Linked DNA regions of Homo sapiens: region 2 is linked to region 1. A link is an interaction called in ENCODE POLR2A ChIA-PET data of the cell type or tissue named here. Cell type or tissue: A673. All regions are shown on one strand. Links, peaks and the distances in the headings refer to the core of each region. The heading gives the core; the rest is flanking DNA. Region 1 has its middle 36 kb from the start of NOLC1. Region 2 overlaps KCNIP2 (potassium voltage-gated channel interacting protein 2).

Region 1 (4,387 bases), core at 206-4,205:
AAACTGGTGTCTTCACTACCAGCCAGTCCTTTCCATTCGGAGACCTCTTCTTCTATAGAGGAAGCTATTTCTCTTTTCTCTTCTACCTATTAAACCTCTGCTCCTAAACCCCTTGTGTGTGTCTGTGTCCTAAATTTTCCTGGCCTGTGACAATGATAAATATATACCTGAGGGCATATACCCCAGACAATGTAGCCACTTCACCAGGTTCAAGTTATTCTCCTGCCTCAGCCTCCCCAGTAGCTGGACTACAGGCATGCACCATGCCCATCTATTGACCAATATCAGCTGGAAGTGAGTTTCAGTTTCTCTCTGGCCCCACCATGGTCAGCCCCAACCATCCTCCTGATTGCCTTGGAAGAATAGCCTTCGAAATTGGACATCTGCATCCAGATAGGTGAGTATCCTTTGTGGGCCCAGACAGCAGGATTTGCTCCTCTCAATTTGGGAAATTTTTAAAAGAATTTTCATTTGCAGGTTGAACAAGCCCAACTGACTGAGGGAGGGAAACACCCTGACTGTTTTTATGTGGACACTCTTGGGGGCTAGTTTATAATTGTATGTTGTGTCTGGGCAAGTGAGTGCCTCGTGTGTGTACCAGACAGCGGGATCAGTTCCTCTCAATTTGGGAAATTTCCTAAGGAATTTTTGTTTGCATTTGATCAAGCCCAACCAATGAAGAGAGGAAGCACCCTGACTGTTTGAGTTTGGACACTCTTGGGGCTTGTTTTTTGCTGCAGCAGTTGGATTGTGTTTTGGTGATCATTTGTGTGTGTTTTATATAGTCATGAGAAGTTAGAATTCGGTAAACTGATATTCATTTGCAATACTGTTGGCCCCAGTGTTGTTTGGAATCTGGCGTTTGCTGTTTGGAATCTGGAGTTTGCTGCTGAATGGGAAAGTGGGATGGAGTTGTGTGTATCCAGGCTTTTGTGCTGCTGTTCTAAGCAAGGTTGGGCCTGGCAGGTATGTGATGTTCTCCTTTGTTGCTGTTTGACCCCAATGTTCTTTGGAGTCTGAGGAGGTTTGGCCTTTAAAAATCAAACTGCCATGGAAACTACTATACCCAAAATTTTGATTCACAGCCTTCACTGAATTACCTACTGGGACAAAGTGTAACCATGTAAAACCAGTAAGCTTGTATTGCTATCTCATAGCTATAGTTCCAAGGTAAAAGCTATTGGATCTTTGTTTATGTGTGTATATTCATGTTTAGATGTGTTTATTTGTATGTACCCTTATTGGTATATGTTGTGTCTACCAAATTGGCTTATAAGTAAAACAGCACTCATAAATTAAATAAGTCAAAGCAATTTTCAAGTTCGTGTGAGTTAAGTAAATTTTTTCGAAACCAGCTGGCTGTAAAATTATTGGTAAAATGAAAATAAAAATGTCTTCAAAATTGTGAGCATACATTTTTGTCTGGATTTTATATTTGTCTCTGGTAGATATTTTGAGGTTTCAGGGTTTGGCATAGAAGGTTATAAAATTATAAACCCAGCCAAAACAAATGATCTTCATGAAAATTTTTTGAAAAGTAGTATTACGGGATCACTGGATGTCAATTTTTCTGGCCAGAAACCTCTGTGGCCAGTGGTGCTTTGCCTGAGTTCTTGTCCTGCGTTCAGGAAGAATGAGGTACTCAGGCAAGTGAACCAGACAAAGAGGAGCTTTATTTAGTATTAGAGCAGCTCAGGGGAGACGCACAGTGGGTAGCTCCTTTCTGTTACTCGTTGTCCCAACGTCTGCTGCTCTCAGCAGAGAGGAGGCCCTGGAGAGGACAGCTCCTGTCTGCTACTGGTCATCTTGACGTATGCTGCCCTCAGCAGAGAGGAGGCCCTGGAGAGGATGGCTCCTCTCTGAAGCTGGTCCACGCAATGTCTCTTCTGGTCTCTGAAGCTCTTAGCAGAGAGGGTAGCTCCTTTCTGCCAGCTGGCCATCCCATTGTCTCTAGCTATCAGCAGGGGGAATAGCTCCTCTCTGCATTTGGTCCTCTTGTTGTCTCCCCAACCTCTGCCCTGCTGTGGCTGAGCCCAGGGCTTTTATGTGGCTCGGGGAAGGGAGTGTGTGCTGACTGGTCCACAGGAAAAAGCACCATGAGTTCCTCCTCCAATCAGCAGGAATGGCAGCCTGGCCCCCACACTTCAGGCCTGTCCTGGCATGAAGGTGGGGCTTCACTGGGGACTTGCCCCCTTCCACCCAGGAGCCTGTCTGCCTTCCACAGCCATCCATAGTGCCCAGGCTGCTGGCACCAAGGGGCACCTGCAGGCCAGCACCAGTCACTCTCAGCCCCTCTCAACTTCCCTTCCTGCACTCCTCAGTGCCCAAAGTCCAGAGGGGGGCAGGGCAGCAGGGGACTGGCGTGTCAGCACTGCCCTGAGCTTGCACACACCTGGCAGCACTGTGACAGCCCCTGGACTTGGCCCCAAGCCTGGTCCAAGATCAGAGTGGGCACCGGGAGCAGGGAAAGGCCAAGCAGCAAGAGCAGGGAGAGGCCAAGCAGCAGGAGCAGGCAACTCTGAGCCTACAAGGGCAAGGAGGGGGCCTTTTCAGGCCCCCCAAGAGTGCAGGGATGCCTGGGTCTGCAGCCCCAATTTGGGCGGCTGCAGCACCCCACAGCGGGGTGGGGTTCCTGCCTGCTCTGTGGAACTGGAGGCCTGTATCTGGAGCTGTGGACCAAGTTGCTGCAGCTGCACCCAGGAAGGGATGGATCCTGCCTGCTCCTGGCCCCAACAAGAGCACAGGGAGGCTCAGATCTGCAGCGAACACCTGTAGTCCCAGGTACTCAGGAGACTGAGGCAGGAGAATTGCTTGAACCTAGGAGGCAGAGATTGCAGTGAGCTGAGATTGTGTTACTGTGCTCTAGGCCAGGGAACAAAGCAAGACTCTGTCTCAAAAAAAAAAAAAAGACTTTTGTCAACCACAATCGATGTTTTGCTTTGATTCTTCTCAAAAAGTGACTTACAATCAGCTACAGTCCAGGGCTTGCTTCTTTGGAGGAGTTCATTAAAAGGACTTTTGATTTGCAGGTTTCTGATAACTTTGGGGTTTGTGCCACTGAATTAGAGAGAAAACTTCCAGGACTGTAATTGAAAAGCTGGTGTGTTCATAAAGATTGCTAACTCAATATGAAACAGAGCAAGAGTTGATTGCATGAATTGAAACTGAAACTGAAATAGTTTTTATGGCTTTTTGTTTGAAATATTGCTGATTCTTTTGTTTGTTTGTTTGTTTGAGACGGAGTTTCCCTCTTGTTGCTCAGGCTGGAGTGCAGTGGCGGATCTTGGCTCACTGCAACCTCTGCCTCCCAGGTTCAAGTGATTCTCCTGCCTCAGCCTCCTGAGTAGCTGGCATTTCAGGCATGCATCACCATGCCCAGCTAATTTTGTATTTTTAGTAGAGACAGGGTTTCTCTATGTTGGTCAGGCTGGTCTCGAACTCCTGACCTCAGGTGGTCCACCCACCTCAGCCTCCCAAACTGCTGGGATTACAGGTGTGAGTGACCACGCCCAGCTATATTGCTGATTCTTTTTGTTTTTTCAGAGTCTGAATAATTTTTCCTTTTGAGCTGTTTATAGCCTTTAAGCATACTTTAAGTGTATTAAGTGGAGTATACTTTTTTTTTTTTTTTGAGATGGAGTCTCGCTCTGTTGCCCAGGCTGGAGTGCAATGGTGTGATCTTGACTCACTGCAACCTCCACCTCCTGGGTTCAAGCAATTATCCTGCCTCAGCCTACTGAGTAGCTGGGATTACAGGTGTGCACCACCACTCCCAGCTAATTTTTGTATTTTCAGTATAGATGGGATTTTGCCATGTTGGCCAGGCTGGTCTTGAACTCCTGACCTCAGCTGATCTGCTTGCCTTAGCCTCCCAAAGTGCTAGCCACTGCACCCAGCAAAAGTGCAGTGTACTTTTTAATTTTTTTGAGATGGAGTGTCACTCTGTTGCCCAGGCTAGAGTGCAGTGGCGTGATCTTGGCTCACTGCAACCTCCGCCTCCTGGACCCAAGTGATTCTCCTGCCCCAGCCTCCTGAGTAGCTGGGATTACAGGCGTGCGCCACCATGTCTGGCTAATTTTTGTATTTTTAGTGGAGACAGGGTTTCACCATGTTGGCCAGGCTGGTCTCAAACTCCTGACCTCAAGTGATCCACCAGCCTCAGCCTCCCAAAGTGCTGGGATTACAGACGTGAGCCATCGCACCCAGCTGAGTATACTTTTGTAAACAGAATTTGAGTCATATATCTCTCTCTGCCTAATTTCTCCAAAATTTGTAAACTATTTGTGAATATTCTTAATTCATGGCAATGTATATGTTTGCATATACTTAATAACAACATATTTTCAGCCAGGCGCGGTGGCTCACTCCTGTAATCCCAGCACTCTGG
Region 2 (4,387 bases), core at 99-4,098, 360 kb before region 1:
GCAGCTGCTCCAGACCCTCAGGCCGGTGACACACGGTGGACAATTCAAATTCATCGTCCACGCTGTCTGCGGGAGCGGTGAGGACAGCCGCGCCTCAGGCCCAGCCTCCGCGACCCCTCTTCAAATCACTGCCCCATTCACCCCCTCCCCGCCCCCCGGTCCCATCCGATGCCGGAGACCAGGCTGCCAGTTCCCTGGGCCCCGAGCCAAGGACACTGAGGTAAGGAGAAAAGATGATGGCCATCTTCGAGGTCTATCAGCGGGCCAAGGCCTGGCCTGGCCCCAGAGCCAGGGATCCGACTCAGTGCTCGCCCCGCGGCCCTCGATCCCTCGTTGGAGGGGAAGGCCCCCAGCCGCATCTTCGTTTTAGAAAGGGAGGAGTGGGAAAAGCCAGTTCAAGAGGGGGCGTCTGAGGGTCAGAGCTCCGGGCCTTCGGGGACCAACTCAGATCCGCCCAGCCCCAGCCTTGCCCCGCCCAAACCCTCCCCTCGTCCCACCCAGCCCCTCCCCTCGCCCCGCCCAGCCCCATCTATCCCAGCCATGCCTGAGCCATGCCCCGCCCAGCTCAGCCAACCTCCATCCAGACCCCACCCCCGGCCCCATCTCAATCCTGCCCCGCCCCCAACGTCCAGCCCCCAGGCAAGTGCCCCCCACCCCAAGATGGCAAAGCCGCCCTGCCCCGCCCCGCCCCCACCAGGAGCGTAAGTCACCTGGGTCCAGCAGGCGGGGTCTGTGGGGGCGGAGGGAGGCTGGGGCGGCTAATGCTGAAGGGAGCGAACTGTCACCGAGAAAGCGGAAGACCCGGCCAACTGCAGACACACACCTGGCCCCTCACACTCAGAGCAAACCTCACAACCCAGCCCGTGCAAAGGCACACCCAACCAGCACAGACACACACGAAACGGACCCCATGCACACAAGCTTGCGGGACTCACGCCTGTCCTTTTCCGAATCCACCCCCGTGTGGGACCCATCTAAGTCCAACACAACAGCATGCTCAAATAACTACAAAGCGGGCCTTTATGGTTTGCAAAATGCAGTATGATCCTATGAGGTGGGCAAGGCCCAACTGAGGAAATGGAGACCTAGAGACAAAGCGAGGTCACTCAACTGGAGATCACTCAGCAGGGGACCAGGCTGGCACAGAAAACCCAAATACCCTGGCGTCTGGAGGAGGGCAGGCGCCATCCTCTACACCTGTCACCATCCTGTCGGGGCATAGGCAACACACATCAGGGGTCCAAAACACGGTGGGGAAGGGGGCGGCCGCACGGAGTTGAAGACACTAACCCAGCTAAGCCACATACAGACCCTCACGGCCGCCTGGTCTACACAGGCCGCCACAGCTACACAGGCTCAGGCCTCAGCCTGGTCACAATGGTCACACCCACACTCTCGGGTCCCACAGTTTTGCGGGAGCGGTGACACACACCCGCTCCCAACTGACCACGCCCACACACGCTGGCTTCAGCCGCACACGCACACAGTAGCCACGCCCCCTTATGCTCCAGCCTTGCCAGCACCCGCCCTCGCCACGCTGGTCACGCCCACACACACACACACACACACACACACACGCACGCAGGCCTGGGGCACGCCCCTCCCCCACACGCAGGCGTGCGGCACGCCTCCCCATACACACACACACGCGCGCGGGCCTGGGGCACGCCCTCCACACACATGCAGGGGTAGGGCACGCCCCCCCACACACACACGCCGGCCTGGGGCACGCTCGCGCGCACATGCACACACATACACACGCACAGGCCTGGGGCAGGCCCCACCCCCACACACGCAGGCCTGGGGCACGCCCCCCCACACATGCAGGCCTGGAGCATGCGCACACTCGCAGGCCTGGGGCACACGCGCACACACTCATGCACAGACACGCACGCACACATCGAGCCCCGCCCCCGGAAGCACATGAGAGGCACTTGCTTTCACTGACTGAGGGCAGGGCTTGGGGCCCGCAGCACGGCAGCAGCTTGAGGAATCGCTGCTTCAGCGCTTTTTTAGTGGGCCCTGGAGGGTGGCCTGGGAAGAGAGAAGACCCCAGGAAGGCACATTAACTCCCATTGTCCCTCTGTTCCCTGTCCCCTCCCCGCCAGTCACAAATCAACCCCATCTGGGGACCGGGCTGGGGGAGGAATTAAGGGGAGGAAAGGAATGGCAAGGGTGGTTGGAATCGGGTTAGGGGAGCCCAGTGAGTCCATAGAGGTGAGGCTCAGGCACTTGGTTTAATGGGACGTGGCCGGTGACAGCGAGGCGGCAAGGATGAGGTGGCAGTGGCCTCAGTGTCTTTGCTGACCTAGTACCCTTGGCTCAAGTGCCATGGCTGGACCTCTCAGGATGATGTCCAACCCAAGGATTGCCTGGGTAAGAACACCTCTCTCATACACACACCTACAGTGACAGGCGTGTATAGTGACATGTAGAACAATACATCACAGTGATGGGTGCCAGTGACAGCTTGATATCCAGTAACTCACACCTGATGGCGTAATATGCATGCTCACACACACACACACAATGACCTGCTAACTCCTTAACACAAACATATACAAATGTGACCTAAGTAAAACAGGATGCATACACATGGAGACCCATATAGGCCATCTCACACACAGCATGATCAAACCACACAAGAACACACAATGCCTCTGGGACATCATGACATGTGAGTCTACAAAGAACACTATGACATTGTGACCTTATAACATTATGAGACATATCAAGGTTGTCATGACACATATCCATATCATACTGTGACCTGGGTCCCCATGGCACCCAGATATCTAAGGCTGTACCTCAATACCTCACCCACAGAGGCTTCATTTTTCCTGGGTACACCCACTTTTCTTTCCTGTAACCCCTCCTCATTCCAAGGTGCCCAGAATCTTTCTGCCAAAGGGCAGGGTTCCTCATCAGCTAACTCATCTACCCTAAACTGTGGCCCCTTCACAGTCTCTTCCAGTATGGCTTGCTCTTTGAGGGTGAAATAATAGTAAACTTTGTGGCAATAAGAGATCTTGGAGGCGAGTATTCTGGTGTATTGTGGGGCTATCCATGGCCCACTGATCATGGCTCCCCTTCCCCTCTTCTCCCTTATTTCTGCACATGCTCTACAGCTCTAATTGCACCCCCAGAGGACCCTCAGTGTTACTGTGTGTGTGTGTGTGTGTGTGTGTGTGTGTGTGTGTGTGTGTGTCTGTGTCTCCCAGCTGCACTGCATCCAGATTCCTGGATCAGATCCCACTGGATCTGACACAGTGACTAAAGTTGGCCTCAGTCCATTCCTGGAGGGGTCCAACTTCCTTTAGTTAAAGGTTACTCCCCCTCCATATACCCCACCCTCCCAATCCAGGCTTCACCCTCCAGATCAGGCCCTGTTCTCAGGAGGTGACTGGGTGAGTAACCACCTCCTCTCCTTCAACACATCCTTACCTCCCTCCCACCCCAGGAGCCATGGAGAGGTGGGAGGGAGGCAGTGGGCCAGGCAGGGGGATCGATGGCATTCCTGGCCTCTGGCCCAGGGCTCCATTAGCCTGGACTCTAGTTTCCCAAAGCTGGATTGCGCCTGGGGCCTCCAATGGTGTAGTTGCCCGACTCGGGGGTGGCTCTCCTGCCCCCCACCCCAGCCCCCTACCTGCTTCTAAGCCTCTGTCTCCTCTAAAGGTGAGAACAGAATGGCTGCCTTCAGCCCAAGACTCCTGGGATTTCCAGATGCCCTCTCTTCCCCCTTTCCCATCTAAAAGGAATGGCAAGTTAGAGCTCAATCAACTTCACCTTTTCCAGATTGAATGAGAACAAGCTCAGCCCAGCTGTCCCAGTTTATCTAGGTCCAACTCCCTGTTCCCCACTCCACCCCAATAAATGCAGCAGAGGATGGAGGGTGAGCTAGGAGTTTTCTGCTCTTACTGAACCCTAGAGCAGGCAATTCATGCACCTTCCTCTTGTTCCCAGTTTCCTTCATATTTTTCCAGTTCTTCCAGGTATCTACCCTGCAGTCCTCCATCATGGTTCTAGTCTGTCTTCCTGTCCCTGGTGGTACTGGGGAACAGCCATGCTACGGAGTTACACAGTTCTAGCCGTGAAGAGGAGGGAGAGGTCAAAACTCCCAAGGGGGAGGCAGAAGTGCTCCCCACTCCACCCCAATATTACTCTCCCTACTGACTTTGGGGTGGGCTGGGGAGGGGAGTTGATTTTCCACTCCCAATGTCTAGGCCCTGGAGATCACTCTGCACTTGGATCCTGATAGGAGCTTGGAGAGGCAAGGGGACTTGGGAAGCAGGGTCCCTGATCTGATCCACTCCTCATCCCCAATCATAGCTGGGCTATAAATGTCTCCTTCACAATGTTCACACTCTTCCCTCCAGAACCCACCTCC

Evidence for each region. Peaks named below come from ENCODE experiments on the same cell type or tissue, not always from the same donor. Only the 100,000 strongest peaks of a DNase experiment are listed, where the experiment ranks them.
Region 2: POLR2A ChIA-PET joins it to region 1 with 6 read pairs; 2 of 35 experiments call an interaction of 5 or more read pairs at or near these places.

What each region holds. Positions count from the first base shown.
Region 1 is chr10:102,186,415-102,190,801 of GRCh38, forward strand. No RefSeq gene overlaps it. Among named protein-coding and RNA genes, the nearest start is that of NOLC1, 36 kb to the left of the region's middle. In A673, for the core only: no CTCF peak of the experiment used is centred there; no DNase peak of the experiment used is centred there.
Region 2 is chr10:101,829,134-101,833,520 of GRCh38, forward strand. KCNIP2 (potassium voltage-gated channel interacting protein 2) reads right to left here. Exons shown (of 10, transcript NM_173191.3): 2 at 1,939-2,034; 3 at 711-764; 4 at 1-66. Among named protein-coding and RNA genes, the nearest start is that of KCNIP2-AS1, 12 kb to the left of the region's middle. RefSeq lists silencers at 432-481, 602-701, 1,492-1,571 and an enhancer at 1,707-2,223. In A673, for the core only: no CTCF peak of the experiment used is centred there; DNase peaks (open chromatin) are centred at 608, 1,048, 1,508 and 1,878; H3K4me3 peaks cover 1,217 bases; H3K27ac peaks cover 1,849 bases.